Linked DNA regions of Homo sapiens: region 1 is linked to region 2. The links are chromatin contacts, found by Hi-C or POLR2A ChIA-PET in ENCODE. All regions are on one chromosome and are shown on one strand. Each heading gives the region's core, a stretch centred on a gene start or an enhancer-like site at or near the end of the contact. The rest is flanking DNA. Distances are from core to core; before and after follow the strand shown.

What was found. Hi-C counts contacts between places; a loop is a spot of excess contacts on that map. ChIA-PET counts read pairs that join two places held with the same protein, here RNA polymerase II (POLR2A). Pooled maps may share reads with other maps.
Region 1: a map of mammary epithelial cell shows a loop between it and region 2 (3-fold over the local background). The contact joins two enhancer-like sites. A Hi-C loop is called at or near these places in 4 of 168 maps with a recorded cell type or tissue (PC-9, Right ventricle myocardium inferior, heart left ventricle and 1 more) and 8 of 50 pooled maps. POLR2A ChIA-PET finds 5 or more read pairs at or near these places in 2 of 52 experiments (activated T-cell and activated naive CD4-positive, alpha-beta T cell).

The regions. Positions count from the first base shown.
Region 1 is chr18:13,075,473-13,078,412 of GRCh38, reverse strand. All of the region lies in intron 30 of CEP192 (centrosomal protein 192), which reads right to left. Among named protein-coding and RNA genes, the nearest start is that of CEP192, 86 kb to the right of the region's middle. Within about 2 kb of position 1,331, at least 3 of the 41 ENCODE cell types and tissues checked have a DNase peak (open chromatin) inside an H3K27ac peak, as active enhancers do.
Region 2 is chr18:13,017,774-13,020,863 of GRCh38, reverse strand. CEP192 (centrosomal protein 192) reads right to left here. Exons shown (of 45, transcript NM_032142.4): 8 at 2,249-2,384; 9 at 1,658-1,782. Among named protein-coding and RNA genes, the nearest start is that of CEP192, 28 kb to the right of the region's middle. Within about 2 kb of position 1,388, at least 3 of the 41 ENCODE cell types and tissues checked have a DNase peak (open chromatin) inside an H3K27ac peak, as active enhancers do.

The DNA of each region.
Region 1 (2,940 bases), core at 82-2,581, 58 kb before region 2:
ATAAAGACACATGCACACATATGTTTATTGCAGCACTGTTCACAATAGCAAAGACTTGGAACCAATCCAAATGCCCATCAATGATAGACTGGATAAAGAAAATGTGGCACATATACACCATAGAATACTATACAGCCATAAAAAAGGATAAGTTCATGTCCTTTGCAGGGACATGGATGAAGCTAGAAACCATTCTCAGCAAACTAACACAGGAACAGAAAACCAGACACCACATGTTCTCACTCATAAATGGGAGTTGAACAACAAGAACACATGGACACAGGGAAGGGAACATAACACACTGGGGCCTGTCAGGGGGTGAGGGACTAGGGGAGGAATAGCATTAGGAGAAATACCTAATGTAGATGACGGGTAGATGTGTGCAGCAAACCACCATGGCACGTGTATACCTGTGTAACAAACCTGTACATTCTGCACACGTATCCCAGAACTTAAAAGTATAATAAAAATTAATTAATTAATTTTAAAAAGATGAGCTGATGGATGGATATGTGGGAGAAGAAATATAGCAAAATGTTAACTATAGAATCTAAGTGATAGTGTATGTGACTGTTTACTGTATAATCCTTTCAACTTCTCAGTAATTCTGAACCTTTTCATAATAAAATGTTTTTGGGGAAAACTGTATTTATAATCCTCTTAGTGTGCAGTCTAGCCAGTGTCAGAGAAAAGCATGCAAAAGGGACTAAGCTAAAGATAAGAACTCAAACAACTTTTCAAGGACAGACACATTGTCAACGGAGGAAGCAGCACACTAGAGTCAGGCTTGGGGATCCATCTGCTGCTGCTTCCACAGGGCTCAACCCTTGCAGGAAGCAAGCCTTCACAGAATACATCCCATAAATTCGAATGTAAGGAAAATATTCACCCTGCTGGAAACTTTCCATACTCTTTGAAATGCACACCTTTAAAAATTATCTTTCATTCCTAATTACATGTTGAGTATCCCTTATTCAAAGTGCTTGGGACCAGAGGTGTTCTAGATTTGGGAATATCTGCATTATACTGGCTGAACATCCCTAATTCAAAAATCCAAAATCCAAAATGCTCCAAAGAGCATTTCCTTTGAGCATCATGTTGGCACTCAAAAAGTTTCTGATTCTGGAGCATTGTGGAGTTTGAATTTTCAGATTAGGGATACTCAATCTGTACTAAAATAGGTTGCAAATACTTCCTTGCAAACTTGAAACCATCATAACTTATTCCGAGTTGTTATGTACTTAACTAAAATAACATTTTGAAAAAGTAGTTTCAGGCACCTCATCAGTTTGTACTATCTTGACTTTTAGTACAAGTAAACAGCATTTCAGGCTTGGCACAGTGGCTCACGCCCGTAATCTCAGCACTTTTGGAGGCCAAGGCAGGCGGATTACTTGAGGTCAGGAGTTTGAGACAAGCTTGGCCAACTGGCACAACCCCATCTCTACTAAAAATACAAAAATTAGCCGGGTGTGGTGACGGGTGCCTGTAATCCCAGCTACTCGAGACGCTGAGGCAGGAGAATCGCTTGAACCTGGGAGGTGGAAGTTGCAGTGAGCCGAGATCACGCCACTGCACTCCAGGCTGGGCGACAGAGTGAGATGATGTCTCAAAATAAATAAATAAATAAACAGCATTTAAAAGGGTTTCAGATTGGAAGCTCCTACAAATCCTCCCTCACTCAAAGTGACCTCTGGTAGTTTCAACAGCAAAAATGTTTCTAATTTTTCTTTTTCCATAGAAACGTACGAGTAAATTTTATCAACGAAACTAAATAGCAAAAAACAAGGGAAAAGGTACCTTTGAAAACACTCATTATAAGTATTCTGCCTATATTTTCAAAGCCTAAGAAATCACAAATTACTACAGAGTAACAAGGTTAAGAAAAAAGAATGATTGGCCGGGTGCGTGGCTCACGCCTGTAATCCCAGCACTTTGGGAGGCTGAGGCTGGTGGATCACGAGGTCAAGAGATCAAGACCATCCTGACCAACAATCCCATCTCTACTAAAAACACAAAAATCAGCTGGGTGTGGTGGCACGCGCCTGTAGTCCCAGCTACTCGGGAGGCTGAGGCAAGAGAACTGCTTGAACCTGGGGGGCAGAGGTTGCAGTGAGCCGAGATGCCACTGCACTCCCGCCTGGCGATGGAGCAAGACTCCATCTCAAAAAAAAGAAAAGAAAAAAGAATGATTAAATGAAACAAATCTAACACCGTAAATCCACAGATTAAACAGGAAAAACTATTGCTCCTAACCTCAGTGCTACTGAAATGTTGAGCTGTATGATTCTTTGTGGTGGGAACTGTCTTGGGCTTTCTCGGATGTTCAGCAGCCTCCCTGGCTTCTACCCAGTTGGTGCCAGTAGCACTCTTGTCCTGCCCCCAGTTATGACAAACGAAAAGTAACTCCAGACTCTGCCAATGTCCCCTGGGGGTAACACAAGCTCTGGTTGAGAACCACTGCTCCAGATGACAATACACAGAGCTGTTATTAGCACCCTAGAGACTGCACAATACATAAACGTGGGCTCTGCATTCACCCAGACTGAATTTGAACCTTGTGTCTACCACTGACCAGCAAGTAAGATGCACGATCACGGCCACGTATCTCTCTCAGCCTCAGTTTACACATGTGCAAAATGGCAAGAGTAGTAGTATCTCGAATGGTTGTTTTGAAGATAAAAATGTGACAATCCACCATCTTAGTCTGTTTGTGTTGCTATAACAGTAACTATAGACTGGGTAATTCATAAAGAACAGAAATTTATTCTTCACAGTTCTGGAGGCTGGAAGTCCAAGATCAAGGTGCCGGTTTCTGGTGAGGGCTGCTCTCTGCTTCTTTTTGTTTGAGATGGAGTCTCGCTCTGTCACCAGGCTGGAGTGCAGTGGCGCAATCTCGGCTCACTGCAACCTCCGCCTCCCGGGTTCAAGCGATTCTCC
Region 2 (3,090 bases), core at 139-2,638:
CATGAAAAGAAGCACATAAAAAGATGTTCAATATCACTGTCATCAGGGAAATGCAAATCAAAACCACAATGAGATACTACTTCATACTCATTAGGATAACTATAATTTAAAAAGGGAAAAAAGTAAAGAGTGTTAAATAGGATGTGGAAAAATTGGAATCCTAGTGTTTTGTTGGTGGATGTAAACTGGTGCAGCTGCTGTGAAAAACACTATGGCAGTTCCTCAAAACATTAAACACAGAATTACCATATGACCCAACAATTTCACTCCTACATATATATCCAAACAAACTGAAAGCTAGGACTCGAACAGGTATTTGTATACTGATGTTCACGGCAGCATTACACTCAAAAGCCAAAAGACAGAAACACCCAAGTGTCCACAGAAGGATGAGGGGATAAATAAAATGTGGTATATATAATAGAACATTATTCGGCCATAAGAAAAAATGAAATGTTGATATATGCTACGACATGAACAGACCTTGAAAACATCACGCTTAATAAAATAAGCCAGACACAGAAGGCCAAATATTGTATGATTTCACTTATATGAGGTTACCCAGAGTGGGCAAATTCATAGAGACAGAAAGTAGAATGGTAGCTGCCATGAGTTGGAAGGCAGGAGGGAACTGAGGTTTGTTGTTTAATGGGTAGAGTTTGTTTTACAAGATGAAGAGTCCTGAAGATTGGCTGCACAATGTAAATGTACTTAACATTATTGAACTGTACACTTAAAAATGATTAAGATAGTAGCTGGGTGTGGTGGCTCACTCCTGTAATCCCAGCAATTTGGGAAGTCAAGGTGGGCAGATCACTTGAGGCCAGGAGTTTGAGACCTGCCTGACAAACATGGTGAAACTCCATCTCTACTAAAAATACAAAAATTAACCAGGTGGTGATGTGCGCCTGTAATCCCAGCTACTTGGGAGGCTGAGACAGGAGAATTGCTTGAACCTGGGAGGCAGAAGTTGCAGTGAGCTGAGATCACGCCACTGCACTGGGTGACAGAGTGAGACTGTCTCAAAAAGAAAAAAAAAAAAGATTAAGATAGTAAATTTTATATGTATTTTACAAGTTAAAATTTAAATTAAAAATATATTTAACATGTACAAAATAGAGATGCACAGAATAAAGCAAAAAAGCAAGCATTATTTTAATCAGTACTGGACAAGTGGGTCTAAGTGAGAAAAAATTAACCTACATGCAAAATTCAAATCACAGTTTATAAAACTATAATAACACTATTTAAAAAGGGCATAATGAATAGGTATGAGTCAGAAATGACTACCAAGCTTCAGGCACAGGAGAAACGGGGTACTATTAACAAACAGAAAAAACTGAAACAATGAAAAACAAACATGTTTGAGCAAGGTAAAAGATCCGTTTGCTTTTTCATGTAATGACTGGACACTGGGCTAAAGAACTTTCCAAATGACTAATCTAAATGCAAGTCAATAAATATTTAAATGCAAGAAAATGTATATAATTGTATGATACTTATAAACATATCGAAAAATTATCAGTAGTGAGTACTTTTTCTGTATTTTTCAGAAGTCAACAGTTACTGTTTCTTTGAAAAAAACTGATATCATATAAACACAAAAGACCCCTTATTCCTTTTTTTATAGGAAATCTAAGAAAAATGCATAACTTACACTGTTAAGATCTGGAACAATACCCTTCAAATTTTCTATTTCTTTCTCAGTTCCCCAAGTACCAGAGGAAAATGGTAACATACCATCTGTGTACCTTCTACTATCTCCAGTACCTATAGAATTACCTGAAAAAATAAAGAAAAATGTTAAAGGAGCCACATCAAATCTGAGTAATCTAACATAATAACTGATTCTTGCCAGTCAAATTATTTTATGTAACCCTAATACTTAGCACTCCTATGACAAATTTAGCCATTTTCGTAGAGAGAAAATAAGCAACAGTAAGAGGCAATAATAAACATGATAAACTGCTACCATACCCAAAGAATTCATATTTAATTATCAATGTCTGGATAGAATACAATTATTTGTAATATTCAATCCAAGAAATATATACTACGGTATTTCTAGTAACACTAATTTACTCAGCTATTATTAAAAGCTCTTTTGAAAAGTTTTAGACTGTCTAAAGACCTGAGGGACTAGAAGAGTTAATATATGCTAAATCATACCAGAGAAATATTTTTTTTTTAAAAAAAGTAAAGTCAAAACTAGAACTTAAGAACAAAAGAATCATATTTCTATACTTACTAGTCCCAGGTAGACAAATAACTTGGCTTTCCTCAGACTCTTTGTGAGTTGTTTCAGAAGAGTGTGAGTCGAGGGAAATCAGAGAGCTGTTATTTTCTGATTGAAACTTGCAGTTTAAGCTACCGTTTTCATTTGCCTGTTGAAAGAATATCTTAGCTGTATTAATCTTTTAAATTAAAATGAAATATTTTGAGGGAGAAAATGTGGCTTTACTGAAGGATGCCAGAAAATAAGTGTAGAAGGAATTAGAAAAATCGCCATTGTCACCACGAGAGTAATCAATATTTCCAAGAGTCAGCAAGGACACTGAAACCAGCTAGTGAAGAGTTGCCGGGGAATAAGATGATCAAAGGGCTGATATCTCATCCCACAGATGACTTATTAATAACGAAGGGGAAAAGCTACCTTCACAAGGAGACATCCAGCTGACATCACCTTAGCCAAAATTATCAAAAACAGTATCACCAATTGTGGGAGAGATAAACGTCTCCCGGTGTAGGGCAATGAGAAGTACACAACACTGCTTGGTTTACTATGAATCCATTCATGAGAAACTGTTTAATCTGTATTCTTGCCAAAACGTTTAATCTAATCTAGTCAGGAGAGAAAACAGATTATGGTTATTTTTCCCTCCTGACTAGATTACAGTTCACTCTACAAAACAAAGGGCCTAGATTTTGCAAAATAGATCACGTCATGAAAGAACTACTCCAAATTAAAAGAGAATAAAGAGACAGGACAACCAAAGGCAAGGTTAATCTTTGATTAAATTGTAGATAAAAAATAGTAAGAATAAAGGATATTCTGGGGATTATTGGGTAAATGTGAACATGGACTGTACA